2 separate regions of the Mus musculus genome follow, and region 1 is linked to region 2. Evidence: chromatin loops called from intact Hi-C (ENCODE). Cell type or tissue: gastrocnemius. All regions are shown on one strand. Each heading gives the region's core, and the rest is flanking DNA. Links, peaks and the distances in the headings are about the cores only.

Region 1 (15,500 bases), core at 2,435-10,434, 88 kb after region 2:
TGTAAACATGTTAATTATCACATAAATTTTAGTGAATAGCATATAAGCTCAATTGATTGCACTAATAATTTTATTAGCTATGTAAGCATATGTTTTCTAACATTTTAAAATATTGGGGTCTTTTTTATTACAAAATATGGTAAGTAAGATTTGAAAGATGCTGCTTTTTACAATAGCAAAAATTGTAATAGAAATAACTACCGCTGAGATAAACTATTCCAGAGGTTTTGGTTTGAGATGAGCACTGAAACCTGGTTCAGACAGGCTGAGTGACTTCAGCCAGGGAACAGGAGGGGACGCTGTTGTCAGTGCAGTCATTTGGTGGCTTGACAGCACTTTATGAAGTCTGTTGGCTTGGGCTAGTGTTCTTAAGAATGGGCCCCATATGAGAACCTGGGTTTGTGTAAATACAGATTAGTTTTATAGCATGCAAGAACATATGTGATAATACCTGACCTTTTGTCCACGAACTTCAATCCTAACAATATCTTGGCTATATTAAGTAAACAGGATCTGCTCTGTATTCATAGTAAGTTAATTTGTGCTGAAAGAATTTGCTGCATATTGAGCTTCATTCATTATGAGCAATGTAAATGAAAATTTTCTAAGCTCTTTCAGAGTTAGTGAGGGAAAGATTGTGGGCCCAATTATCAAGACTCCAGGAGAGAGTCACCCTGGGTTTGAGGAAGCTAGAACTGATAGTGAGTGAGAAGTCATAGGACGTAATGTTAACATCTTTACAAGGGAGAAAAAGACCCACCCCATTGTGACTGTTGGATTTGCTATTACCTATTTATTGCACCTGAAAATCAGTGGAGCACTGTTGAATTTCAATTGTATGCAGTCTATGTCATATCAATTGACTTGTGATAGAGTAATGTTTGAGGGTTTTCTTTTTTAAATGATATAGTGAGGCATAGGAAGTTTTCTTATTCTTTGTTTCGCTGTCTTTCCCCTGGAGTAAGAGGGAAAAGTCACAGGGGAGTAAGCTCCACCTGGGCAAGTGCAGAGCTCAGTGTGGAGGTGGGGATACATGTAAAAATAAAGTCACCCTAGACTCCTTCACAGGCAGATGACATCATAGACTCGCTCACAGGCAAATGAAGGGGCAAGCCCATGACATCATAGACTCGCTCACTGGCAGATGAAGGGGCAAGCCCATGACATCATAGACTCGCTCACAGGCAGATGAAGGAGCAAGCCCATGACATCATAGACTTGCTCACAGGCAGATGAAGGGGCAAGCCCATGACATCATAGACTTGCTCACAGGCAGATGAAGGAGCAAGCCCATGACATCATAGACTCGCTCACAGGCAGATGAAGGGGCAAGCCCATGACATCATAGACTTGCTCACAGGCAGATGAAGGAGCAAGCCCATGACATCATAGACTCGCTCACAGGCAGATGAAGGGGCAAGCCATGACATCATAGACTTGCTCACAGGCAGATGAAGGAGCAAGCCCATGACATCATAGACTTGCTCACAGGCAGATGAAGGGGCAAGCCCATGAAAGGTCAGTGAGAGAGGAGCTAGAGTCTCTGGTAAAGTTACCTCAGTTATATCCTAAACTCCCCCTGCCTTTCTGAAACCACACCTTTCCCTGAATGCTTAATCAACTCAGCCTGCAGGCTAAGTTGAGTTTCTAAAAACTGAATTTCGAATATGAAATTGAAATTAACAAAGATATATATAATCTGAATCCATATATTTATATGTATATGTGGATTCAGATTATATACAGTACAGTTCTTGGCTACATGACCCTAATAACGATAAGTCACCTTTTATTGTGCTGTGACTGTACTTATACTGAGGAAATGGCAAAGGAGGATGGGCACAGCAACGTCATTGTTCTAATTTCTGTGCATGTGCTGAGAAAACTTTAATTGAAACATAAGTTTGTGTTGATTGTGGTAAAGCTTTGGGTTTGTTTGTGAAGAGGCAACTGATGATGAGTTAAGACTTTTGTTGACTACTTCCCGCAGTCCAGAGCCATGAGCCTGGGATCCCTTGCTAGGAGCCTATCCATGGCATTTCTGTGTCCAGCTAGACCTTGAACTGTGCTGTTCTTGCTTTGAGACAGTGTCCATATGAGCCAGGCAGGGCCTCCAACTCACTCTCCTCCTGCAGCTTCCTGAGTGTTAGTTAGCCTTGCAGCTGTGCGGCTCCATAGCTGGACATTATTTTCTTTTGTTCATATGAATTTACATTTAATAGACAATTTTCCTTCTACCTGTAAGTCACTTTAAATTTTTTTGGTATAAGATAGAATATAAGTAATGTTTGTTACAGAAGAGTTTTTATCTTATTTATTTGTTCGTGTGTGATTTGATGTGTGTGATGTGTGTGTGCATGTGATATGTGTGTGATGTGTGGTGGTGGGGGTATGTGTGTGTGATACATGATGTGTATGTGATGTGTATGTAGTATGTGTGTGTAATATGTGTGTGATGTCAGTTTGTGTAGTGTACAAGTGTGTGTGTCATATGTATGTGTGAGATATGTGTGGTATGTGTGTGTTGTATGTGATGTGTGTGTGTGTGATATGTGTGTGTTGTGTGTGTGATATGTGTGGTATGTGTGTGATGTGTGTGTGTGATATGTGTGAGTGGTATCTGTATGATATGTGTGTGTGTGGTATGTGTGATGTGTGTGATATGCATGTGTGATGTGTATGATATGTGTGTGTGTGGTATGTGTGTGTGATGTGTGTGTGTGTGTGTGGTATGTATGGTATGTGTGTAGTGTATGTGATATGTGTGATAAGTGTGTGTGTGATATGTATGTGGTATGTGTGTGTGATGTGTATGTATGATATGTGTGTGGTGTGGATGTGTGAGTGTGAGTGCAAGCATTGATCTGCTACTGTGTGAGGGTGACGGTGAGAGAACCTACTTGAGGAACCTGTTCTATAAGTTTCAGGGATCAGACAGGCCTTTGGTGTGAACACTTCTCATTCTGCATCCCACTGGCTCCTTCACACCTATGCTAAATAGCCCTCTAGTTTGTTAGACTTGTCAGGGATCTTTCTTAGGCCCTTAGTCTTTACAGCCTCCCCTAGTTACAGTTAGCTGTGTTAAATGCGCTCTGTACAAGTGTCTGGGTGAGCCATGGGTGGCTTGAAATAAACCTCAGAGGAGGGACAAGAGCCTTTTGTAGTCTGTCTTTCTGTTTTTGTTTGTTTGTTTGTTTGTTTTGTTTTTTCGAGACAGGGTTTCTGTGTGTAGTCCTGGAACTCACTTTGTAGACCAGGCTGGCCTCCCAAGTGCTGGGATTAAAGGCGTGCGCCACAACGCCCGGCTAGTCTTTCTAAGTCACAGAGCCATGCACATATCACCTTGTCCCTCTTCAAAATTACATCTGTGTGTGTGTGTGTGTGTGTGTGTGTGTGTGTGTGTGTGTGTGTGTGTGTGTGTTTGGAGAACATCTGGCAGGATTTCTTTCTCTCCATCCACCGCGTTGGTGCTGGAGGTCAACTCCAGCCCTCTGTGATATCAGCACACCTTTCTGACTGACTTGCTGAAAGCTACTTCAAATGAACCCACTATCACACTTATTTTCTGTTTCTCTTCAACGTTTTATTTGTTTAAATGTGAACTGTTGTGGGACCTAACACAGTCGTGCATACACTTTTGAAATAGTTGAAATAATAGTTTTGTCTTGACATACGTCTGTGTGGCAGGAATTCCATTCACCATTTTCTCTGACGACATAAGGACCATGTTTGCATGCTGTGTGAAAATAGGATATCAATGTTACTGAATCTGACCACAAACTTGAGCTGGAGCTCTTAGCTCCCTAGTCGTCCTGTTCCAGAAATTCAGTTTCATTGTAGTTAAAAGCATTAGTGATGTTAGCAACTGCTGTGCTAATGGGATTCAGTACCTCATAGAAATAACACAGACCTCTGAGAGTCTGTCTGTCCATTCGGCCCAGAGTTCTCTGTCCAGGTGGTTTTGGCTTTTTTCTTATTGCTTTTGTTTTCATTCTGGTTTTTCTATTTTGTACATAAAATTTTTATTTTGTAAAATGAGTTAATGTAAGCTTAATCAACATGACTTTAATGCTTACTATGCTTATATCGTTGTAAAATGGTCTTTAATCACTCTTTGTAGTAAAAATATTGAATATTATATTCATGAGTGCAAAAACATATGTAGTAAATATCAGATTTTTAAGTATAAACTTTACAGATTTAAAAAAAATCGCCTAGACACTTTGAAAATAGTAACTTCTTCATTTTGATGAAGTTAAGTATTTCGGATTTTGTTGTGATAATTTAGGCGATAAATTTTTACGAATTTCAGAGAAACGGGGAAAAGGAAAATTGGGAGGAAAAATCTAAGAACATGCAGTTTTCAAATTAACAATATTTTTTATGCTCAGGTGAATAAATTTTATTTTTAAAAAAGTTTAAAATGTAGGCAATCACTCTCTCATGCAAACTTTTGATACACACGATATTTTTCAACAAATGCTGTATATTTATAGTAGTCTAATCAAATTGCATCGTACTTTGCAAAAAAAAAATTTTAACCTTTTATTCTAACTCAGACTTCTTGTAACTACTTTCTAAAAGCATTTGAAATTTAAAGGTCATTCTTTAGCAGATTCATGAACAGTTATTTATTTTACTATTGTTCATTTATAAAGAACCTTATTAGTGGTGCCTTATTTTTACAATTTGTTTGCCAAAACCAATTTTGAAACCTGCTTAAGACTTGTTAGCATTCTTTATTGTAAGCTCGAGATCATGCGCGTCAGAAATAAACCCTTCTTTCAAAAGGAAGGAAGAGGATCCTTCTCTTTATTGCAGGTTTTAATCTTAACAAAATTAAGAAAGAACAATTACCTGAGCCGGCCCCTTACCTGGCGCGGTGTGGTCACGTGAGCTCTCTCGGTTACCGGCGCACCAAGTGCTCCACCTGCCTCTCAGTTTGTTTACCAGGAAATCAAGATGTGTAAACTGCAGGAAGTACTATTTGACCCTCTCCGACAGTATCTCATTACAATAATTGCTAATCTCTGAATAAGACAGCCATGTTTTGTGAGGGAGAGGTTGTGTTAGGTAGATTTTAGGTGTTTCTACAAACAGAGCATTGCAAATGCTTGCTTGGCTTGTGTTTTCATTATAGCGCTTGATAAAAGACATATTGTGACCTCTGGGGTCAGCAGAGCTAGGATACAATAGTAAGTATTCTTTCAAGCCTTTCAACAGAAAACACCGTGGCTGGCTGTGCAGTGCTGCCTCTGCTCTGAATCGAAAGGATAATGGCTACTTCCTGATTAAAGCCGGTCCACCGTAAGCAGAGCTCCGTGCTGAATGTCTTTCTCCTGCTAACGAGCGAGCGCGTTGCCGCTTGCTTTATTGTGTGTCTGTTTTCATTGGTGAGCCTCTTAGAAGTATTTCTTGAACTTGAACTTACATTTAGAGTAGAAACTACAATTTTAAGTTTGGAGGATTTTTTTAAAAATTCGTTAATATTTCTGTCTTGTATTTTAAATTTATCTCAGGTACTTACTATAGATTTTGATTAAAGAAACAAGCTTAAAAACACTAGCATGATAAATTGTAGTAAGCTGCCACTTGCTTGGTACTCCAAGCCGAATCCTGAAATGACATGTAAATCAGATTGTTTTCAGACCCTCAGAATTAATTCTGACTTATCTTTAATATAAGAAATTTATGTGTATATGCTGTCACAATGTAGTGGTGACTGTTTTATTATATTAAATTGTTTTCTTACATTAATTACAAAGGCTCTGTGATATAAAAATGAACGTTAAGTACTGAAAGCATAAGAAGGAATAAATAGCCACTCAGCTTTAATCCTGGAGCTGGCGGCCACCCCATCTGTGGCCTTGGGACAGTCATTTAAACTGCTTGCCTTGTTTTCTTGTCTCCTACCCAGGTGCTTAAGTAGAGTGTGTTTGTTTATTTATTGTAATACAAACGTAAAGGAAACATGTTTTACAAGGGTTTTATAAGGTAGAGAATGTTTTATTATTATATTATTATATAAAAAGCATAAGATTTATGACTTTACAATGAAAATGATTATCTAATTTAAGCAGAACTCTGTTTTTCTTAAACCTTCATTACCCAAGAATTATGGATATTCTTGGATCCATGACTAACATACGCAGAAAGCTGATGGTCAATTAGTAGGAGTCACAAGTGTGCATCTGATTTTTCTAATAGGAGCTTCTTCAGAGAATAGAAAAGAATGAGTGTAAGTTATACACTGGTAAGTGTAAGTTACTTAAGTATTCTTGTTGTTAATAATTAAACTCCAGTAGTAGGTATTTTGTTTATGTAAGAGATAACACTTTAAAATTATTAAAAATTAATTGCAAGTTCTGAAGAAGGCTATAGAATCTAAAATAAAAATAATAATTTGAAAGTATTCTAGGGAAATATAAATAATCTAGCGCCTCTTGAGAATTAAGCTACTTTTGTTTCCAGAACTGGCATCAAGTTTGTCTTATTTGACTCCATAGTTTTTAATACGTTATTGTAGTATTTCAAGAAGGTTCTAAATATTATGTTTTATGTCGTTATCAAGATAAAATTTACAGCAGAACCTTTGTTTCATTTTGTAATGATAGGTAATAGAGGCCATTTATTGTTACATAGAAACCGGTGAGCTAATTTGTCATCTTATATTCATGGTAATCACATTAGGCATGGTATCATTGCTCCCATTTCCATTGATGAAGAAATAATTGTAGAGAATCTAAATAATGGGACTAAGGTCTTTTAGCCAGTGTGAGAGTCAGGCGAGACACAGGAGCAGAAGCCAGAGTCACACTTTAAGACACTTTATATCATAAAGGCGGGTGCTCACATCTTTGGTTTAGATGGATTAATTTATCAAATATTATACAGTGCTTCCAAAGTATCAGACACTGTAAGAAGTACAATTACCTACAGCAGGAAGCCAAACAAAATCTGTGTCTCTAAAATTTACAGTTTAATAGAAGAAGCAAAAATTTAGCAGGCTTGATACCTGATACAGTGCAGGTAAACACAACAGCTAAAGGCTGTACAAGGTGAGAGCCAATATATTGTTTTTATTGACATTCTGATGATAGAGCCTTAGAGAATGGTAGGCAGGTACTCTACCTCTGAGCTGGTGCAGCCCACTTCATTTACATACTGAATTTGCGTGTAGTCTGGACTGTTCTAGATACCTGGAAAATAACAGCAAATAAGCATCCCAAAGGTGTTCAGGTGGAGATAAGCTATAGAGGATAATTAGTAAAATACGTAGCTTGTTAGACAGTAAATGTTACAAAAAAGAAAAAGAAAAAGGGGAAAAAACTCTGAAGAAAATGGAGCAGGGTAATTTTTGTAGCTGTTCTGGTCTTAGGAAGGACACAATCAAAGTGGTGATTGGGCAGTGACAATGTAATTGAGGGAGAACCTTCCAGGCAGAAAGCATGCCTGTTAGGACCTGGAAGTAAATGGAAGCCATTGTGATTGGAGGGAAGAGTGAGGAGCGGGTGAGTGGGAACAGGTGTTGGGTATTTCAGAAGTAAGGAGGGAGAGTCTGTCACATGAGACCTTTCAGACTCCAGGTGGGACTTAGTGCAACTCAGGCTTTTGCATAGATCTAATTTGTATTTTTAAAGGATCTTTCCGCTGGCTAAGCTGAGAATTGACTGTCTTCATGGAACATTGTTTAAAGAGTTCTTATAGTAATCTAACAGAGGGAGTGGCTTGGTAGAATTTAAACTCTGAATGTGTTGAAAGGTAAAACTGAAAAGCATTGTTGAGGATGCCTACGGATGTGAGGGAGAAGGATGACCGGAAGGCTGCTGCTGACGTCAGCTTCGAGATAGATAACTGCAGCTTTACTGGTGAGCCAGGTCGGGCAGGGATAAAGAATCAGGACTTGATTCACCCAAGAGATGACCGTCTAAACTGCTATTGAGGAACGAGTTTGATTTATCCCAGCCTAAGAGAAAAAGCACACAGAGATTCCTCGGAAGGCCTTTGTGCATCTTGTGGTTATCTTCTTCACGTACTTACCAACTGGGGTAGCATCCAAGCATCTGGGCACAGTTATTTCAGCCCAGGTCTCTTCAGTTTTTATACAGTGTTTAATGTTGTATGCTAATTTCTTCAAATAGAAACAGTTCATTCAAACTTCTTACACCTTCCGTTAACGTCTTCTACTTTATTATGATACGCTAACAAGTTTTGTTAAGTATAATTTATTTTAATGTTATCATAATCATTAAATAAGGTGTTTAAATGATTTAGTTGGCCTCCAAAATATCTTTTACACGAATTGTACTTAAATTATGTGTAATTTTTACAATTTTACTAACTGCAGAGAATTAGAATTATATATTTTGACTATTTCTATCTAGGCATAGAAAATATTAACATACACATTAAATGTCAGTATGTTACTCATTTTAAAAGTATTTATTTGGACAGCATTTTTTTTTTTTTTATTTCCCAACACTGAGGGCAACACTAAGGGGTTTTAGAGTCTGAGGGTAGCCTGGGGTATAATTTATTTAAGGCCAGTCTCAGCTACAGTGTGAGGAAGGAGAAGAGGGGCTGAGGGGGAGGGAAGAAGACTTTTTTTAAAAGGACAATCACAAATTTCTGTGTAAATCTCATGGTTGCACATATTAAGTAAGTCTAGTGAATTACGTGTGACTGTATTGCTTGAGATGGCCAGAGCTCTTAGGTAGCTTCCTGCAGTGCTCCTCTTACCGTTTATTGTTTATCGAAAACTTCACTTAATGTGTTTGTGCTAGTCTAGGGCTGAAATTCATGTGCCTTTACATACAGTGTATTATTAGCTTCTGTTTTGACAACCTGAGACACTACAAATGTACTTTGGCAAATAAAAATTCAAACAGATATTAAGTATGAGTACTGATTTGATAGTTTAAGCAATGCATAATCAAATAATAAATTTGTTATAGTAATTTTTAGATATCAGACATTTCAAAAAGGGTACAAGATTCATTGCCAAAAGAGTGAAAGATAAAATAGTTAGACTTAACAGTAAGGGAAATGTGGAAAGCAGAGTGCCAGAGGTGGAACTGTGCGGAGAGTGGACCGGAGTGAGATCCCTGAGCACCCAAAAAAGGCTTCAAACTCTAGTTTAAGAAATAACTTTCTAGAGATGCAGTTCACTATCCAGCAAATCACCCATTTATTATACACAGTTCAATGAATTTGTTTTCCGTCATACTGGAAAACTATCATAAATCGGATCATTTGCACTAGTGGTTTTTTCCCAAGGGGTTGGTTTTTGTTGCTAGTGCTGTTTTTGTTTTTCTTGCTCGTGGGTGCGCTAGGCAAGTGTTCCACCATTGGCCTATACTCCCAGTGTTGACCATCATTCCTTTTCTTTGGAGACAGAGTCTCACTATAGTGCCTTGACTGGCCTGGAATTCAGCATGTAGGCCAGGCTACTCCTTGAACTCACAGAGATGTGTGTGCGTCTGTCTGCTTTGCTTAGAAGGCTGCGCCATGATGTCTGGCTCTTGACCATTTGATGTGTTTAACTCCGTAGCGTTGGTTACTTTCACAATGTATGCTTCTTTGGGGCAGGCTTGTTTCACTTAGCGCAGTTTCCCAGGACCATCCCTCTGTAGCACTTTCAGAACCCTACTGCTTCACAGGATTCAATTGTGTAAACAAAAACCCGAAAGCAACACCATCTATGCTGTGTGCCATTCACTTGTCTGTCAGTGGATAGACTCTTTACAAGTCTCTGCTTTCAGTTCATGTGGTCATTTTATGCTTAGCCTTTTGAGAATTGTCAAGTGCTTTAGTAGCTGTTCAGAAAACCCTTAATTGTATAGACCAAGTATGAACCCTTGGAGGCCCTGGAGGTATGGCTCAGCAGGTAAAAGAACTTGCTGCTCGTACAGAGAGGACCATTGCGCCATCCTCAGCACCTAGGTCAAGGAGCTCACAACCAATCACCCAGAACCCCCTTTGGCGTGTCTTGGCAGCCACGTGAGCACGCGCACACACATAAGCACAAATAGTAATAAGGTAAAATAAAAAAATTATGAATAAGATTATAGCTTTCAGCACATCACATATTTTTCTTTAGAGAAAAAGGAAGAAAAGCAGCAGCCAAACGTGCTGTGTGTGAAGGTGTTTGTGTGCACAGGGCTGCCGCTGCTCTCAGTGAGGAGTCTGGGTGTACGCATTCCCAGACTGGGTGAGGGTTCATAGGCTGTGATGATTGAATTTGGAGTACTTATTTCCCAGGGACTTAATAATAAAAGGAATACACACTGATGTTTCTGTAGGTGGTGTGTTTCTGCCTGTTTGGAGAATTTCTTATATTTAATTTCTTAATAGTGAAAATGGGAAGTAAGAAGAAGCCTTTTGCTCTAACACCAAATTTCCGTAAGAGGAAGATATAGGAAAGCCCAAACAGTAGACAGGCACACATGCGCACGCGCAGGTGCAGGCGCAGGTGCAGGCGCATATCTACATAGGTTAAAGGACAACCCTGGGCATCACCCTCAGGACTGCCGGACATCTCCTTTTAGGACAGAGTTTCTCATTGACCTGGAGCTAATGAATTAGGTTGTCCTGGCTTGGCAGTGAACCCCAGATAGATATCCTCCTGTTTCTGTCTTCCCAACACTGGGAAGATATATATAAATATCTGCAACTATTTTTATATTTTTATAAATATCTGCCTGCAATTTTTATATGGGCTCTGGAGCTCAAATTCAGGTCCTTAGGCACCAATTGCTTTACCAATCAAAGCTGTCTTTCTTGTCCTCTCTTATATCAAAGAGCCTGCTAAACCTTGATGGTTAGAATATACATTTATGTGACTTATCATATTGGAGAACATTCGTGTGTGTGTGTGTGTGTGTGTGTGTGTGTGTGTGTATCCACCCATACATATATAGTGTTTTTATTTTTATTTCAAAGCATATGTACTTTGAGTTGAAAATTGAAGTTTTTTTATTTCATTATAATTACAATAAACTAAAACAAAGGTATTTGTTTTATTTTATTCAAGGTACTTGTCTAGGTAGCTAGATGATTCTCAAGTCTGGCTGTATGTTGGAAACATTTGGTGGCTAGGTTCAGTAATATACACCTGTAAGCCCAGCGACTTAGGACTTAGGCAGGATGTATCCCTTAGGCCAGTGTCTTAAGGCTGAACAACATAGCAGTGTTCAGCGAGAGAGGAAGAAGAGAAGCAGCTTCAGGCTAGACGTGTTGTGTAACTCACTTTCACAATGTCAGTTCTTACTCATCAGGATTTTAAATGAATTGATTGCCATATATGATAAACATACCTTTTTAAGTCAAGTCTTATCTACTAAAGTGAATTTTTGAAAGATCATTGTACTATGTACCTTGGTTTAAGTTAAGTTATATTTCCAAGTTGATCACAAGAACATCAAAGTATTCACAAGGAACCGAGCTTTGAAGTATTTAGGGTATTTGTGCTTAGTATCTCATTCACATTTAAACTGTAGAACCAGTCTTTTATGTCATTCTTAGAAGTCAGAAGTGAGTTACAGAGACAAAGTTTGGAGCTGAGATGAAAGGATGGACCATGTAGAGAATGCCATATCCAGGGATCCACCCCATAATCGGCATCCAAACGCTGACACCATTGCATACGCTAGCAAGATTTTATTGAAAGGACCCAGATGTAGCTGTCTCTTGTGAGACTATGCCGGGGCCTAGCAAACACAGAAGTGGATGCTCACAGTCAGCTAATGGATGGATCACAGGGCTCCCAATGGAGGAGCTAGAGAAAGTACTCAAGGAGCTAAAGGGATCTGCAACCCTATAGGTGGAACAACATTATGAACTAACCAGTACCCCGGAGCTCTTGACTCTAGCTGCATATGTGTCAAAAGATGGCCTAGTCGGCCATCACTGGAAAGAGAGGCCCATTGGACTTGCAAACTTTATATGCCCCAGTACAGGGGAACGCCAGGGCCAAAAAGGGGGAGTGGGTAGGGAAGTGGGGGTGGGTGGGTATGGGGGACTTTTGGTATAGCATTGGAAATGTAAATGAGCTAAATACCTAATAAAAAATGGAAAAAAAAAAAGAAGAAGTCAGAAGTCAGAAGGTTCAGTTTGGGACTTGTTTCACATCTGGGCATTGCTGTGTGCATAGTGAAACATAACCAGGCAAGGCCAGCAAGCCAGCAGGGTTTGCTGCCCAAACTCCCTGCTATCGTGAATCTGAGACATTCCTTGGAAATGTGGATAAGCAAATGAATAAGCGAAGCAAAGTCTAATGTCAAGGTTTTGACGGTTTATTAAATCAGGAGAGGTAGGGTTAGCAGCACAAGCCTATAATCTTGGCACTCAGGAAGCTCAGGTAAGGTTTGGCAGTTGAGGACTGACTGTTCTAGAGGACCAGTGCTTGATTCCCAGTACCATCTAGGCAGCTTAGTCATCTGTAACTCCAATCCCAAGGGATCTGATGGCTTCCTCTGGCTCTGAGGGCACCAGATATGCACATGGTGCACAGAATATATGCAGTCAAAGCATTCACATAGGTAGAATGTAATAATACAAATGTAATTTTTGTTTGTTTGTTTGTTTTTGTTTTCTCGAGACAGGGTTTTCTTTGTGTAGCCCTGGCTGTCCTAAAACTCACTCTGGCTGGCCTTAAACTCAGAAATCCACCTGCCTCTGCCTTCCAAGTGCTGGGATTAAAGGTGTGCACCACCACTGCCTGCCTAAAAATGCAATTTTTAAATAAAAAGTAAGAATGCCTAGAAAAGGCTTTTGTGCCAATAAGAAGCTATCATCAGAAAATTTTATGCGACATACACTGTAGATCAAGTTAATTGAACAATAGGAGAAATATACAAATCAAGATGACATCTGTCTTAATGACTATGGTATATTTATCCAGAGATCAAACAAAGCTTGACTATTTGGTTCATCTTTTTTGGTTTTTCGAGACAGGGTTTCTCTATGCAGTCCTGGCTGTCCTGGAACTCACTCTGTAGACCAGGCTGGCCTTGAACTCAGAAATCCGCCTGTCTCTGCCTCTGCCTCCCAAGTGCTGGGATTAAAGGCGTGCGCCACCACACCCGGCTTTGTTCACCTTTTTAAGGTTACTTGAGAAGTTTATGCAGAGGAAAGTTTAGGTTTAGCTATGTTGGGCATGTTGCCAGTGTCAGATGACAGTACCTAGTGCTGAAGCTGGACAGGAAAGCCAGGCTCCTGTTCCCAGTGCTCTGTCTTACTCTATTTTGTTTACTTCTTTTTCATTTAAGGTAGGGCCTCTCACTGTGCAGTGGAAGAGCACTTGCCTAGCCTGCGTTGGGCTCCAGTTTTAATCCCCAGGCATGCTCTTTGAAAGGAGAGGCTGGGTTTTAGCTCATCCAGGTTGGTCTCAGACTCCCTATGCAGCTGCTCTGATCGTCCAGATTCTCCTGCTTCCTGAGTGCTGGAGTTACAGGTGCGCCACCACTAATACCCAACTTCATGTTCATTCTTTTCTGTTGCTTTTTGTTTGTGATGGTTGCCTCACTTTTTCTTTTCTTTCTTGTTTTTTTCTGTTTTAAGAAAAGTCCTTACTATGTAGGTAGGCTGTCCCAGAACTTGTCATCTAGCCCAGGCGGACCACCAGCTTTCAGTCTCTCCTTGCCTCCGCTCCCATGTGCTAGAGTTACAGGCATGCAGCAAGCAAACAGCTTATTTCATATGATTTTTTTAAAAAACTTGAAATAGGATGATGAAATGAGGATGGTCATTAGATATGGGATTATTGCATTTTTCTATGACTTGCTGATAGTGTGTAGAATTACCTAAAAGAAGTTGACTGCTTCAGAAAGATAGGAAAACATCAGCAATGATGAATCCGTTGGGCTGGAGAGACCACTCAGCGGTTAAGAGCACTGGCTCTTCTTCGAGAGGTCCTGAGTTCAATTCCCAGCAACCGTGTGGTGGCTCACAACCATCTATTATGAGATCTGATGCCCTCTTCTGCTGTGTCTGGAGACAGCTACAGTGTACTCACATACATACAATAACTAAATCTTAAAAAAAAAAAAAAGAAGATGAATCTGTTGTTGCTGAAAAGAATAACAAAGACCAGAAAGAACCATACTGCATATGCTAATACTCAAAACAGCCACCATTACTTAAGCATAAGATTACATTATTTTTTTGTCTGTTTGTTTGTGTTTTATGGTTAGGGTGGTTGGGTTTACAAATGAAAGAGTTGTAATTCAGGGTTACAACTGCTTACTAACAGTTTTAACAAGGATGAGAAGTTTCCACAGAGCAACCAGAAGCACTGAAATTGGTGGATATCAAACGATCACCGAGGAAAGCTGGGATCTTATATAAATAAAAAATGGGATCATCAAATAGAAAAAAATAATAAAGACACGAGGCCTTTTTGGCTCATGTCTGTAATCCCAGAGTTTGGGAGGGTGAGGCAGGGTTACTGTGAGTTCGAGACCACCTTGGTAGGATTCTATCTCAAAAGAAAAACACTAACATTTTTTAAAAAGGAAACTAAGAATGCAAAGTTAATGGAAACAAGAGAATAGAGCAGAGTGGGTGTAGGAGGCTTTGTTCAAAATGAGCATCACGATGGGCCAGTGGTCTGACTCAGGCCCTTAAGTAGTCTGTTTGTTGATGTGCTTTGAATGATAGATTAGGCTAAATGCTAATCCGTCTAACCTAGGTGATCTACGTTCTTTCCCCCAAAACTGTTTTCATGGGTTAAGATCCTGTGACAGGCATTTGGTCAAGTTGTTGCTGATTTTAAACAGTAATAAAACTGCTGTAGATCAGAGCAGGTCAAACAGGGTCAGAGCCTTCTCCTCTTCTGAAGGCTGTATTGCCATTTAGTCTTTTACTACCAAACCCGGATGACCATCTGTGACGAAAGGTTGGAAGTGGTTCCTCTAGATCAAGAACAGTGTGATTGTCTTGGGATGAGCAGGCCTGCTGGTCAGCATTCCACATCCAACAGTAGATCTGATGAGATCGGACAGTAGTCACAGCAACTGTCTCAAATCATAAACAGCGGAACAACCCTGAGGAGGCTAGTCAGAGAAGCTATGTGCAGACACGGGCATGCCTGGAGCCATGTCACCAGTGTTCTCAGCCCACATTTCAAGAATTTAGAGTCACTACAGGCCTACTGGTTTACACCTGTAATCACAGCATTCAGAAGGCTGAAACAAGATCACCAGAAGAAGCTTGGTCTACATAGAAAATTCTAGGGTAGCCTGGGCTACATGGAGAGCCCATGAACTAAAACAATAAAAATCAAGTGATAATATCGAATTGTTTCCCTGGTTCTGCCCCTAACTGCACTTAGTCTTCTCTTGTAGTTGACCAAATCTGCAAATGATGGGAGCTCTATGTCCAGGTCTAGGAGTGTACCCGACACTGACCTTGGCTTAGGATAATTGCTGGGCCTTGTCGACAGCTACTGCAGTATTGCTGTCATGAAAGAAAATAGGAATCCTCATCTGAAAATGGGAATA
Region 2 (15,500 bases), core at 2,446-10,445:
TTTCACTGTATTTGTTATTAGTTATTATTTTGATATAGAGCCTTGCTGTGTAACCCATGCCGGCTTTAGACTTGTGGGACTCTCCCTCAGTCTCCCAGCGACTGGATGACCTGGGTGCCGGCCTGCACCACTATTCTAAAGTAAACAATCTCTTCATGCTCCAGCCTATCATCTGCACCGCCTGTGCGGTTAGTATCCCTTCAAACCAAGGTCAATCATGCTAATCCTTTACTAACATTTGCTGGCTCTCAGGGTAAATCCCCCCACCTTACCATACAACCTGAGCCTTTCAGTATCAGATGGCAGCCTCCTCATACGGCCTCCTCCTCCTCCGCAGTCTCTCCATCTCTGTCATTTCTTCATTCCACACACTGAACTTCTTTATATTATTATTATTATTATTATTAATGTTAATAATATTATTATTAATAATAATGTTAATAATAATATTATTATTTTGTTTTGTTTTTCAAAATAAGGTTTCTCTGTGTAGCACTGGCTAGCCTGGAATTCACTCTATAGCCCATCCTGGCCTTGAACTCAGAGATCCACCTGCCTCTGCCTCTGCCTTTCAAGTACTGGGATTAAAGGCTTGCACTGCCTCAGTCCATCTTAACTGCATTTCCCAGCAGGGGCTGTGTAAACAGTGATTCTTGAGTTTAGAATACCTCTCTCCCCTCAGTCCCTAACCTCTTTGGTCAGATAAGCGCTTAGAATGAGATCCCATTCAAATGCAGTCTTTGATAAAGCCTTTTAAGCCCAGTCAGAATTTAGCAACCCCATTTTTAATCTCACAAAACTTTAATGTGTTTTTATAAAGTGGATTGTCTCTTAGCAATTTTGCACTTTCAACATCAAACAGAAAGTGAGTTCTTGTTTTTGCAGCTTCTCACACAGTGCGTAGCATACAGCAAGCACTCAAGCATAGCATACAGCAAGCACTCAAATTCAGTGAGTGAAAACAAACACTGCTTCATTAGCAACTGGGACAGAAACAAGAAATGACCTGGCTAGCTCAGTGCACTATAGAGCTGTGTCCCCTCCCTTACTAACACTGCCATCCTTAAACATAGTTCCCTCTGTTGTGGTGCCCCCAACCATTGTTATTTTGTTGCTACTTCATAACTGCAATTTTGCTACTGTGGTGAATCATGATGAAAATATGATACTTGACCTGCAATAGGGTCGAGACCCACAGGTTGAGAACCTCTGCTACAGTGTGTGTGTGTGTGTGTGTGTGTGTGTGTGTGTGAGGGGGTGGGGGCTTTGTTTTTGTTGTTGTTGTTCAGATAGAATCCTTACTCTTTTCGGAACCACTGGCAGTATTAATGGTAATAAACTGGATCTCTCGACCTTGGTCCTTAAACCAGATGTTGCTTTATGGAAACAAGTATAACACTTTATAGTTCATAGTGGTCCATAATTAGTCTGTAGAGCAGGTAGACGGTACACAGAAGTTCAGAATTAAGAGTAGAGGAGATTGCTCCATCATTAAATCCTCTCACAACTATGCACATGGTTAAATGCTGAATTAGGTGATCTCAGGTAGAAGACGAAGTGCTGTGGGAACCAGATAATTTTATAACTATAGTCATTATTTTATCTGATTTTTCTCAACTCTTGAGTTAATCAGTGCAAAGATCAAAGAGAAAACATGGAAAGGGATGACATGATCTCTACAGGAAGCAGAGCCCAGCTTTGTCCGAACGTGCCAGTGCTGGCGTGATAGAGCCTAAGGTTCCTAGTGTATCATTACTTTAAAATGTCAGTTTAAAAGATAGGCTAAATTGTCCAGGGTGGTGGCGCACGCCTGCAATCCTAGCGCTCGGAAGGCAGAGGCAGGTGGATCTCTGAGTCCCAGGCTAGCTTGGTCTACAAGGTGAGTTCTAGGACAGCCACAGCCATGTTGAGAGACTTTGTCTCAAACAAAGTGTGTGTGTGTGTGTGTGTGCACTTTCAATGACCAAATGACATGAAAGGAGCCAAAGCTATATTTTAATATAAAAATGAAGTTTTTATTATTGATAGGAAAATATAGAAATTGGTTTAGAATTTTAGATATCAAATATGATTTACATCAAATTTTATGTTTTGTGGCAGTTTGAGACTGCCACCAAAGGATTTCCTGATTATATAAGAAACTCTTGATTATAAGTTTTCAAATGTTCTGAAAAGACATAATATAAAACTCTTTCCTATAGCCACTTCTTGTGTTCAAACCTTTTCAAAAGACCCAGGCTCAGTTTGCAGCTCACTGTGTTGTAGGTCACAGAAAGGAGAAAGACAACTTTTTGTTGGTGGTGGCTTCAATGTAAATTTCATGTACACACTTTGAAAACATTTTGAACTCTGGTTCTATAATCATTCACAGGAATGATACTTTTTTATAGTAACTAGTTGATTATTATGTATACACACATAGTTTTCTTTCTGCTGTTCCCATAATTTAGTTACTATACTTCTTCCCCATACCTCTCCCACACACACTAAAAGCCAAGCAATGTAAGTCACATATCCTTATGAAACCCATTGTTTGGAAACCAACTTAGTGTCTTTAGATCAAATTTTACTTTAAAAGATTGTAAAAATACATATTTGGAGGGTATTTGCGTGACATATTTAAGCAGAATAACATTCTGAGTTGTAGAAGTTATGGTGTATTAGTCATCTTTGTTTAAGGAGAATTGCATCGAAAGAGAACTCTGGAAATCAAGACAACTTGAAAGCATCCCCCTTTCCTTAGTCTCCTAAACTGATATTATCTAGGTAGAGTGTCAGTAACAAATATTGAAATATCAACATTCAACTTTATATACAGAGCTATTGCTAAGTTCCATCTGAATAATGACCGCCATTATAGAATAATGTGAGAGTTTTCCGATGTGACTTAGGATCCTAGGCTACATGCTACCCTTCATATTTACATTTTAATCTGTGTTTATCTGGATATTATTAGTCAATTCTGAGATGGTGGAATTGGTGACCTGGTCATACATGTGCAGAGCTTGGCCTCTGAGTTAATTAAATATGAGTTAATAATATATTGTAGGAGAATTATTGTCTTTATTACAGTTATTAGGTAGTTACTGAAATTATAGTTTGTAAGGAGCGCAAAGCCTGGCAAACTCAGGATTAAATCATGCATTTGAACCTTAGGCCAGCTTTACTAGAGAGACAGTCTGCTGCTAAAAGAGAAATTGTATGTCATTGAAATTAAATGCTTTTCTGGGGATGGAAGATTCCAGGTTTTAATGAAATTACTGAGTGTGGTGTAGTGAAATGATTAAAATCTGTATTCCGGGAATGTGGCAGGGAAAAAAAATCAATAAGTGCTCGCACAGCTCTGCTGCTCAATGTGAATCCTAAGATTGAAATAAACTACTACAAAAATAATAATTAAAAACATATCAGCACATTAATTTATTTAGCATCAGTCTCCCGAGACATCATCTTCACTAATTTTTAGCATACATTACTATGTAATGAGCAGCCGTCTTTTCAGATGCCCCTATTAGACAGCAGCATCGCCGCCCTTCCCCCACGCTCCTGCCTCGCAATCATTGTACTTGCACTTATTATGTTACAAATGACCGAGGTAAGGCTGACATTCTCAGAGCATGCAAAAAGACCTAGTCTGCCAGCTTTTTTTTCCTTCCTAATGAAGCAGCTTTGTGAAATCTCCCCATGTGTTAATACTAATGAAGATCCTCCAGCACAATTAAAATCACAGCCAGTGGCTGAGGAGGAAACATAAAACAATAGCATCTTTTAGGATACATCTAGCCACATATGCACGCATAAAATAATACATGGGCAAATCATTCTCTGAGAACTACATTTTTACTTGGTCTTCATTCTGAAAACTAAATTATCTAATTTGTAATTACACAAACTTCAAGAGTTTATTGTGTTCTTAATAAACACCTTAATATATATATATTTTAAATGACCTTTTTGTCTTCGTGGGTAATAACGTGTACCTAGGTTAAGGGGTTTTTTTTTTTTTTTTAACTCGTTTTTAGGAGACTGCGGGTACACTGTTGGAGGGAACGGGGTGTTCTTTGCCTTTAGTTTAACTTGATTGGTTGAAGGGAATTGGGGAGTGGAAGGTTAAAAATTGAGACAGCCAGCTGACATTCTGGGGCTCTGATGGAGCACAGCACGTTTAGTTGGTAATGGGCTATTAGTCTTTTAAAGTGTTTAGTTCTTACAGTTTAACTAGCTTTTTTTTTTTTCTTAACCGAAACTAGAAAAAAAAATGAGATTACGGCTTACAGATTATACAAATAACTGTAAAAGAACTTAGTGTTTATTCATTTGAATATTATTGATTCACACCATGAACATCACAAGCATTTAAATTCGTCCATGGAAAAGCATTAGTAGTTTACCTTGAGATCGCCTTGCGCCCTGCTTTTTAAAGCCCTAGCATGCACAAATTCTTGGCATATTAATTTAGCGTGTAGACTCCAACACAATTCCTAGTTTACAAACATAAAAGTTGGTGGAGATGGCTTATCTGTGTTCCCTAACAGTCCGTTTAAGTTTTTTTTTTTTTAAATTAAGTATTCAGTTCTGTCCCCCCCTCCCCGCCCCCCGAAAAGCAAAACAAAACATGTAAGTTTCTTAACTTTTTCTTGGGACGAGGAGCGGTGCAAACTCAAAGATACAGTATTCTTGGAATGAAGAAGCAGCCCCCTCCCTTGGCTCCTTTTAGAGCTGATAGGTCATTTATTATTGGAACTGAAATGGTATAAACAATTCTCTCGCTCTTTTTTCCCTTGTTAACAGCAACTTTCATTGTTAGAGAGAGGAGAGAGAGAGAAGCCTTGTTGGTTGACGTCACTTGGTTCATGAAGCCTTCGCCTAGAAGTGAAGCTGCTGAACAAACCTTGAGAAGAATCATCTCCTGCTTCAATCTGCTGCTGGATAGGAACTAATCAGAGAGCGAGCGGCGGAAGACGGGGACGGAGGGAGCCAGGGCTTTCGCGATCACGGATCTCACCTCCACTCCAACTCCCTAGACTTTCTGGCAGGAATTAGAAGAGAAATAAGGAGGCGGTGGGGATTCCGAAAAGCTTAACCCGCACCCGGGAAGGGCGAAAATCCCTTCCCCCGCAACTCAGTTCGAAAGTGAAGGTGAGTTTGAGAGCCGGGGTGCGGGGGTGCGGGCGAGGTGGGTTCCGGGCGGAGAGCGGCGGCTGCGGGCTGGAGCCCTCCCGAGGCGCCCGCCGCTGTTTACCCGCGCCGCCCGGTGTGGCTCTTTGTTGTGCGGCTGCGACGCAGCGGTGGCTCTGGGGTCCCGACTAGAGTCCCGGGCGGAGGGCGCGGGGCGCGGGGCCCTGGTACCGGGCGGGGTGTGTGTGTGGGGGGTGCGGGCTCCGCGGAACGGAAACTTTGCTGGGAGTGCGGGCGCGGGCGGGCGGGCGAGCGAGCGGCCGGGCGGGCCTCGTCCCTCCATTGTGCCCGCCGCCCTCGCCGCCGGCCTCGCGGCGTCCTCCAGCCCGGCCCGCTGCGGCGCCCCGCGGGGCAGCTCCCGAGGCGCCGGGCCCTGGCCGCCCCCGCCTCCGCCCGGGGCCCGCAGCCTCGCTCCCGCCGAACCGCGCCAGGCCGCTGGGGCTCCGGAGCCGGGTGGGGGTGGGGCCGCGGCCCCGGGCGGCGGGTACCGGGCGGCTCGGCTCCGGGAGGGCTCCGGGCGTCCTGGGGCCGCGGCGGCCTGGCGGGCTGGGCTCCGGGTCCTCGGGCTCCGCGTCCTCCCTCCCCCGCGACGCCCCGCTCCCCTCCCCTAAAGTAGTTCCGCGAACCCCAGAATTGGGATCGGGAAAGGCTAGGAAGTGTGCCGGGACTCGGAGCCGGCCCCGCGGGGTGGGGGCTGGCTCCTCTTCCCCTCTCCTCCGTGTTTATCTTTTGTGTGTTGTTTCCTTGTGAAGCGAGAAGCAGCTGCAGTCCGTGGCCGAGTTGTTGAAATTTATCCCTTTGTGTATATTACAATATCCTCCATTTTTCCCCCTGCCCTCTAAACAACAAGCGTTTCGCCATCTTGGGCAATTTTTATTCCCAAGTCTGTCTGTCTCTTTTAATTTTTAAGGAAGGGAAAGGAGCCATAGAAATGAAAAAAAGTGTGCCTGGATAAGGCTCAAAGTTAGGAACGGTTCAGGGGGCCATGTGACGTCATGTAAACTTTTATCAAGAAAATTTCCCCAAAGTGGTTTTTTGTTTTCCTCAAAATTTTCTCGTTTTTCGGAATCGTGTAACTTAGAGGCTAGTGATAAGTTGTGCACTTTATTTTTGTATTTTGCATTCAGAACGGATCGCAAAACCATGTTTGGTAACAAGTGGAAGATTATTTTTTTAAAAAATGATCGAAACTTTTTACTGTGTCACTTAGTATCCACCTAGTTTTGTGCACGAGGGTTTTAAAAAAATTTTTTAAGTGTATTTGTAACAATATAGTTCTTTTCTTGGGAGGTTCCACAGATCTAACAAATTGAGAATAGTTACTATTTATATATCCATCACTTGGGGTGTCTACCTCCCCTTTTACAATTGTGTTCTCCTCTTTCGTGCTATTTACATTTTAAAAGAATTATACAGAATATCAGAATATCAGATTCTTGATACTTTTACATCTTAGTAGTGAATATTAAAGTCAAAGGGTTGGCAAAAAATGTAGTTTAGCATATAAAAGGCAGAATTAGCTTTAATAGATAATTTACAGTCTTTTGATGTAAACTTTATTAACCATCATAAAAATAATGATAAAAACTACAATTTAAATTTGTTTGTCGAAAATAGTTTTTCACCTTACCAAAAAAAAAAAAAAGTTGAGCTGGTCACATGACCCTACTTAATGCTACACTCACTGAGGAGTATATAAATAGGCACAGTAAATTGAATGGAAAAGCGTAACTTTGTCTCCAGTAGTCATTTTCAGTCAGCATATTTACATCTCTTCTAACAGGGACCTGAAACTGCCTGTATTTAATTTGCATTCCCTTTGTCTTCTGGGTTGGGGAAAAAAACATTGACTACAATGAACTTACAAAAAGAAGCTAATAGAAAAATTCTAACTACATTAAGGAGATTGTCTAATATTCGAAAACTTCCATTGTAAGTGGTATGTTTGAACTGTCTGTGGAATATTCTATGCTGCTTTCTGCTATTTACTCAGAAATATGCTCTGTGTAAAATGCTACATAGAAATCTTAACTGAATTGAGTGTCTGCTGTTTAGTGAACTGTAGGTAGGTGAAAAATGTTTAAATAGTTAAAAGCACATAGAACAGATGGCTCTAAATTATACATGCAACAAAGGACTAGAAGATTTGGCAGATTATAAATGGAAGCAACAGAGGATAAGCAGGTTAAGAAAATGGTAGTTAAGTCCGTTGCTGTCTCACACCTATTGTAAACACTGCTGCACAATCAATAATTTAGATGACACTACGGCATTTGTGTGTCTCAGTAGAAAAGGAAGATTTTACAAATATTTGCAGCAAATGCTAAATGTATATTTAAGCAACCGTGACAAAGAGTTTTATTTTTTTAGGAAATCAGGTTGTGTGCTTTTAAAATAGGAAGTTATTTATCAGAACTTAGTATGTTCATGTAATGGTTTTCAGAAAAATAGAACTAGGCACGTATTGTAAAATCTAGATAATGCTATCTGAAATGTTGTTGGTTAAACTAATACACTGACTAGGGTAAGCTTGCACATTCACTCTTTATGCTAGTGAAAATGGGGTCTTAGCTGCTCAGTCTTGGCAAATGCATGGATTACAATACTGCCAGCCTCATTTACTAAATAGTGTGTGAGGTAAAAGAATATATTTTAGTTTTCATATTTGAGTTTTGTACATAACACTATGATTTGACTTGATGAATGTGGTTTACTATTTATTTATAAATGTAAATATTTTGTGTGATTCTGGTCTCTCTGGAAGAATCAGAGTGTATTTAGCTTTTTCAAAAGAATAGACTATCTTAAAAAGTATTGGACTTAGCTGAAATTTGCTTTTCGTGTATCTAAGCCACTCATTTAAAATGCACACAAGCTGTAAGGGAAAGCCAGGAATTCTGAACGTGTTGCCCTCTCTCTCATTTCTTTGTTTGCATGTTTATTATAGAGTTGCAGTAAAGGAGCAGATGTTTTGCCAAACATCCTGATGTGTTGCTTGTTCTTATGGGAGTGCATAGCTGCTCCTTCTGATGCATCAACTTGACAGCTGGTTGATTTCATGGAGCTGCTAAGAAGCCATTAGTGGTGTCATTGAATTGAAACAGAACAGTCACTCCCAGCTTGAACTGCAATTGTTAATGTCTTTGTTGCTACTTTTGTGTTACTATACAAGATGTGGGATACCACCTTTGCTCAGAAGTTCAAGGTTTCTGTCTTATCTCCTTGAGTAGGTGGAAGGTAGCACATTAGACCTTGATAACGCATAGGTGTAAAGATTTCATACAAGAAAGGGCTTTGAAATTGTAGTTTCAGAGTGACTGAACTAGTCTTTCTTAGAAAACTACCAAAAAAAGAAAAAAGAAAAAAGAAACATGGCACAGTGCAAGCAAAGTCATAAAGTGGAATTGACCCCTGTAAGAAATTATGTAATCAGGGTTCAGTGATTGTTTAATATACTTAATTTCCTGAGGGATTAATCAAATTGTCTAGTAAGTATTTTAGGAGGTTTTTTTAATTACAGAAAATTAAATATTTTGAGTAATAAAGTCTTAAAATATCGTGGTTTATTTAATAAATACTGGCTCATTTGGCTTAATGTTTCTTTAAACGTTTACTGTGGGAAGTGATCAGAGAGGGAATAATTGTTGGAAAGTAGACCATTCTGCTTGTAATTTTCTAACGAGGCCAAAATTCATAAGACTAAAAATTCATAAGACCCTGTTCCAAATTTTCCTCCTAGTAGCTGTTTAGTGATTTTCTTAAACTAAAGCCATGCGTTTGTTGTAGCGAGGGCCTTCATTGCATCCGTTGTGTTTGTTTTGAGAGGAAGGGTCTGACTGCAGTTTCTTGCTGACCTGTCCAGGGTCTTCCCTGGGGTGGCATCCCAGGCTTGTGCCACTTCTACCTGTGGCTTCAGCTCTACTGGGACTTAGTATTCCAGCTGTATCATTTTCCTGAGCTTTGTACTTTTTCTGTTTTGTGGGTTGGAGGAGAAATAAGAAGGAGCAAAGGGTAAGAATAAAGGCTACTAGTCTCACAAGACAGAGGTGCTTTGTAAGAAAACTGGAGGGAAAGAGAACAACTGATGGTGGTGCCAGAATGCAGTGTGTTTTATTATTTTTGAGACCCTTTTTAATACCAATATTTATTAATTTTTCTCAAAGTTTTAGATCTTAAAGTAGAATAAAATTTAAGAACTCTTCAAAGAGTATAACATACTTTAAAACATATATACATAAAATGTAAAATTGATTATTGGAAGGCATAATTTGCTGAAATAAGTCCTATTAAAAAGACTTCCTGTAGAAAAGAAAAAAGAAAAAAAAAGACTCCCTATAAAGTGGCAGGGCACTCTTTTAATGCCAACACTCTGGATCTCTGAGTTTGAGGCCAGCATGAACTACAGAGTGAGTTCCAGGATAGCAAGGGATACAGAGAGAAACTTTGTCTCAAATAAAACAACAGAAAATGACTTCCTGTATAATATGAGCAAATTTTCAACTTGTATGACACACCTCTGAGTGATTCTGGGGTCTGAAATCATAAGTTTATGATCATAAGTCTTTTAGGGAAGTCATGCATTACTGTCACTAAAGTTAGAGGTTATCTTGAGGCAGTACAACACCCTAGTCTTTGTATTGTAGCCATAAAGTTCCTTAAAATGCAAATCATGCTGCTGAATTAAACCGTATGGATCTCATTGTAAAAGAAGATTCGTTTGTATTATTTCTAATTATGTGTGTGTGTGTGTGGGGGGGGGGGGTTGGGAGTAGGATTTTGTGCAGGTGTGTGCAGGTCCCCCATCCCCAGAGACCAAAGGAATCAGATTTCCTGGACCTGGAGGTACAGGCTTTTTTGAGCCACCCAATATTGGTTCTAGGACTAAACACAGGCCCTCCGAGTTACTGAGACATCTCTCTGGCCCTGTGTCTAGCTTCTGAAGAACTGTATTTACTTAACAGATATCTCTGTCAGGCCAGATAGTCACACAAACCAAATTATGGTGAATTGAGTTGCCTATTAAAAATTATTTAAAGATGCATGAAAGTTTAGCTCAGTGTCAGAGGAAGTATTGTAGTTCCAGCAGGTACTCTCTGCTCTTTCAGAAGATACTAGCATGATATTGTTAAGGGAGGACAATGCTGGGCAAGTCTGTAATGAGTTTAAACTTGAATTTGCATGTGTTTCTGTTGCTTGTGTTACTTAGAAACTATGGCTGGTGGGACTTGATAGTGCACACCTCTAATCGTAGCACATGGGGGACCAAGGAGGGCAGATGTCTGGATTTGAGGTCAGGACAGTCTGAAAGCCAGGGCTATACAAAGAAACCCTGTCTCAAAACACCCAAAAGCAAAACAAAAACAAAATAATACATGAATAATAAGAATATTAATTTCATTTGAAAAAACATAGAGAGTTGTAATATATTCGGAACATCTGCTGGAAGTAGGAAAATTAAATGAATTTATATGACTTTTAAATCTGTCTCGAGTTTTGTTTGATTTGTGACAACTAAAGAGTTTGAGCTATAAAATACGTAACAGTTAAACTTAAAACTTCCTATTCATTATGAAATTTTAATGTCAGTTAAGCATCTAGTTTTTAATAGATGTTTATGACAGTATGAGGCGAAATAGTTTTATCTCACATATTTGTTTTTATTATATATTTTTGAAAATGAAGTTGTTTAGAAATACTTCTTATATAAGGCTTTGCATGTAATTTGGCCTTGGAATAATGTTCATTTAAATAAAAATTGCTGAGCACTGAGGATAATAACAAAGGTAATACATAGATGTGAAACCTTACTCATTTTGATTGTATAGGTTTATAATGTCAGAAAGATGTGCATATGATTTGAAGATAGTTTCTGCCCTGCTACTTCACTTCTGTGTCTACATAATTGTGTGGGCTTTTTCTTTTTTTCTTTTTCTTTTTTTTTTTCCACTTTCTGTTTTCTCCTCTTAACACTTTCCTACAAACATGCACTCATTAATCAAAGACCGTGCACTCCTGCTGAGGGCAGAGAGGTTCATCAAATTGGCAGTCAGCTTGGTGTAAAGAAGAGAGCACTGGCGCTCTTAACTCACTGGGACATAAATAAATCTAAGGTCTTTGTATGCAAACCCTGGAGGTTAATACTGTATAATTCAATGTCCTGTCTTTGTTTTTATGATTGATGTTTTTAAATGTCTCAAGCTTAGTGCAGTCTTCTTGTAGATCAGGCCTGCCTGTCTGATTGGCTGTGCTGAGGAAGCACTAGGTTGTCAGAAGGACTTTTGAGTGTGCCGCAGAGATTTTGATTTTTTTTTTTTTACCCTGCAAGATCATTGTCATATTGCGTGAGCTGTTATAGGAATGTACAATGATTGACATTCCCTGCTGTGATAATGGACCTAGTGCATGAAATGCCAATAGTTTGGTCCTGTTTGTTCGGCAGCTTACTGCTATTTGTATCCTTAACAGAGCTAACATGGAGAACAAGCAGAGCTACTGGGATTTCTCGGTAGACAGTGCTGGGATTGGGCTTTAGCGTGAATTGGTTGCATATTCATAATTTAAGAACAGCTGGTTACAGCAAGCACACAGTCATTTGCAAGCTATTATAAAGCATTCCTCCCACCCGGAGGCCGTGTGAGGTGGGGTTTTTTTTTTTTTATTGATCTACCTGCATTTAAAATCTAGTCACCGCTGCCCCAGAAGCTCTTCATTTTAGCTGTGTTTGCAACACACAACAGCTTCCATTTTAAATAATCTCTTTAAGTTGAATTCTGAATAAAACGAAGGACCTTAGAACGGAACAAGTACAAATGGTTGTATCGTATCTGCAAAATATTTAATTTTGTCTAAAATCCAGCCAGCTGCCTAAAGAAATCTAAATTATACAACTATTAAAATATTGGGTAATAAGATTTTATAATTTTGTTCAGATAAAAAACCAAGCTGATTTTACTTAAGAATTCTATTGTTTACTAATAGTTTAACTAACAGTTACAAATAGTTTGAGACACAATAGATTATCAATTACTTTGTAAAATATTGTCTTCTTACGTAGAAAGGAGGTAGTACTTTTAGCTCGTAGGTAGTGTGAAAGCAAGATGAGAGGCAGCTGACAGGCCTTTAACTGGGTTAGAATAATGTGAAGGCTATACAGCTACAGCTACTCTAGTTGCTGGAAGGACCAGTGAGCAGTCCTACACGTTCTAAAAGGTACCTGTTACTACAGCTCTCCTAACCTCCTGTACGTGGCTGTCACTTGTAACTAAGTAGAGAAAAGGAAACAACCTGAGCACCCCAAGCTTCCAGTCAGAGTGGGAGGAACCCGTGGCAAATGCTCGTGTGTTTATCCTTTTCGGGGCGACAAGGAGGAGCGCATTGCTTTGTATGTGTTAAGATAAATGCATACCCGAGGGATGTGTGATGATGCAGTTATCCTGAGCTTTCCACATGACATGGTAGTGTCTTCACACTCGTGCTTGCATGCAGAATGCTGAAGTAGGTCTCACACTTCAAGGCTGAGAAACAGTCCTAACTGTGTGTCTTACTCTCTCTTGGCTTCACAAATGACTGGATATGTTGGTAATATAGCAGAGTACATGGCCAGGTTTAATCTACCTGGTAGTATGTTGTCCTTTTTTTTTTTTCTAAATAATAAATTCAAAGGTTATTAAAGGGCACCGCGTTGCATCTCAGTTGTGAGTTACAAACTTTAGGCAGTTAGAATATTTTGTGAACTATTCTATGTCCTTTCTTTCCCTTTGGACAATTGTGCTTTCAGGTATTTCTCTGCCCCATAGAGTCTCATCAGTGAATAAGCAGAGGAGAGAAAAGGATTTTGTTGTTGTTGTTTTGTTTTGCCCTGGGGTTGCTCCCAGGGCTGTGGGAGTCGTGGAGGCTGTAAACCTGGCTTTCTTCCCGAGATTCCCTCAGATTTCCCGGAGCTTTGCGCTGAGATGAAGGTTTGGAATTTTGCCTTCCAGTTCTCATCACACAGGTGATTGTGAGGAGCGTGAGGAGCGAAGAGAAAGGATTAGATAAATCAGTAAAACACAAAATTCAGCATTCTTTTGAAAAAAAAAAAATGAATGGACTCAACATCAGCCACGAGAGAAATTTTAAGTACTTACTGTTCTAGTAACAATAAAGACAGAACAACTTTAATTCTCAAAGTTTGTATTTGAGCGCTCTGTCTAAGCATGCATTTGGATAGCTATGGGAGTTGAGAACAGAAGCTGTGGAGATGTCTAAGGGAGTAAAGTGCTTGCGTTGCAAGCTTGGCCATCCCATGTAAGAAGCATGATAGAGTGGGCATGTAATCCCAGGATTCCTACAGAAAGACTGGAGATGGAGACTAGAGAATCTCTCAGAAGATAGAGTACACAGCACAATGACAGAAACAAGAGACCCTGCCTCAAAACAAGGTGGAAGAAGGGAACCAACTCCTTCCTCCACGTTGCCTTCTGACCTCCACACACGTGCCTGCATGACTGTGATACATACGTGACTACATTCAAACACACAATACATCATGTTCTTTGGCTTTTGAAGACAGGTTTTCTTTGTATAGCCCTGGCTATCCTGGAACTCACTTTGTAGACCAGGCTGGCCTCAAACACAGAGATCTAACTGTCTCTGCCTCCACAGCACTGGGATTAAAGACTCGAATCACCCCACCCAGTTTACACACAATAAGTCTTTGAAAGATCAGAATACGAGAGAGATGGCTTCTGGTTGGAATAATTTTTAAAGTTTTAATAAATTTTTAAAGTTCAGGTAGTACTGAATTGGTCAAGAAAAGTGACTGAACAGCGGATACTTTGAGTTGTGGTCAGAAAAGGACCCAACAAAAGGATGGCTGTAGGAGCCAAGCCTTGTTAAGCAGACCCATCAAAGCTCTCCCACTGGGAAAACGTGGCGTAGTTTTGCAACTTACTTTGAGATTATCTCGACTTAAACCTTTTGCACCAGAAAGATGATATCATGGGAATGTTCCCTTCTTCCTCTGCTTTCAGAGTTGACTGGCTTTCTCTGAAGAAAGTGGGTTAATGAGTCGAGCTATTCAGGACCTGTGTGACTGTGCAGGGCACGCTAAACGCCATGAACAGGAGCAAGCAGCCTTTTTTCTCAGAGGTGTTTTGGTCTTTTTATGATTAACCGAGTTCCTCCCTTTTTTCCTTCTCCTCTGCTTTTGTCAATTTTTTTTTCTTCTTTTTAATCTACTGCACGTATCTGCAATGAATAGTGAGCATAGTGAGGAGACACAGGGCCCTTTCCTCCCCCGGCTGGTGACAGGCTGACATTCCAAGGGAATTTGATGGCACTAACTTGAGAAGTGTTTCTCTTTCTTTTAGGCAGACTAGCTGAGCAGCCAATCAGAGCTACCCATAAGCACAGACACAACACAAGCCAAACACAGTGCTCACTTTCAGTGGCACCAGCTCAGTTTCAATAAAACCAGAAACCCCGTTAGACAGAGAACTCGACGGTCAGCCATGGCTCAGTGGCTAAAGGTTCCTGTCACCAAGCTTCATGACCTGAGTTTGATCTACAAAAGTGACTCCTTTAAGTTGTCCTTTGACCTCTATCCATGTACATGTATACATACATACAAAATAAGACAAGTAACAAGTAATAAAAACTTAAGAAATAGCATTGAAAATGGAAAGAGTAATCAACTATTCCAACACAAAGGTACCAAAGCCTCATGCATACTCTCCATCAGTTGGTCAAGGAGGAGGGGACAGAGCTTGGGGCACGGTGACAGCTCTCATTTCTGGTCCTTTCAAAAAGCCTCTCTATAGCCTTTGCCAAACCACAAAAGTGCAGGAGTGCGAGGGATCGCATGCAGATGTTTTCATGGTATGTGTGAAACGGGAGGGTAGGGAAAGGCCAGCTAGAATGGGACTAGGATTTCACATTTAGATTTTGGTAGTCCAGGCTGGTCTTTTACTTGGCTCTCTCCTCCCTCAGCCTCATGACTATAGAGATTTACTTTCTTCAAATCAAGTGTCCATTGGCTCCAGTGCCTTGATTTGCGATTTTTCATACCTTTGTGAAATAGTTTTTCAACTTACAAATTTTCAGGTTTTTAAGTGTGTGTATTTGAGTATATGTACATATGTGCTACAAGTGGAGGTCAGAGGATGGCTACAAGTGTCATCTCTTGATCCTCACCCATCCTGGAGATAAGAGCGCTGGGTCAGTGCCACATACATAGGGCTAGCCTGCACCAGGCTTCCAGGGGTTCCTCTGTCCCTGCCTGTCAGCTGGCCATAGAGCACGGGGACCACAGAGAACATGGTGAGTGAGGAAGAAGAAAGTTT

The links. Hi-C counts contacts between places; a loop is a spot of excess contacts. Peaks named below come from ENCODE experiments on the same cell type or tissue, not always from the same donor. Only the 100,000 strongest peaks of a DNase experiment are listed, where the experiment ranks them.
Region 1: it touches region 2 in a loop (7-fold over the local background); 18 of 42 quality-filtered maps call a loop at or near these places.

The regions. Positions count from the first base shown.
Region 1 is chr2:60,026,904-60,042,403 of GRCm38, reverse strand. All of the region lies in intron 2 of Baz2b (bromodomain adjacent to zinc finger domain, 2B), which reads left to right. Gm13572 (predicted gene 13572) reads right to left here and starts at 5,263. Exons shown (of 2, transcript NR_166198.1): 1 at 4,875-5,263; 2 at 3,562-3,736. In gastrocnemius, for the core only: no CTCF peak of the experiment used is centred there; DNase peaks (open chromatin) are centred at 4,901, 5,316 and 5,849; H3K4me3 peaks cover 1,854 bases; H3K27ac peaks cover 1,823 bases.
Region 2 is chr2:60,115,102-60,130,601 of GRCm38, reverse strand. Baz2b (bromodomain adjacent to zinc finger domain, 2B) reads left to right here and starts at 4,862. Exons shown (of 36, transcript NM_001001182.3): 1 at 4,862-5,139. In gastrocnemius, for the core only: no CTCF peak of the experiment used is centred there; DNase peaks (open chromatin) are centred at 3,542, 5,011, 5,232 and 5,656; H3K4me3 peaks cover 5,561 bases; H3K27ac peaks cover 7,326 bases.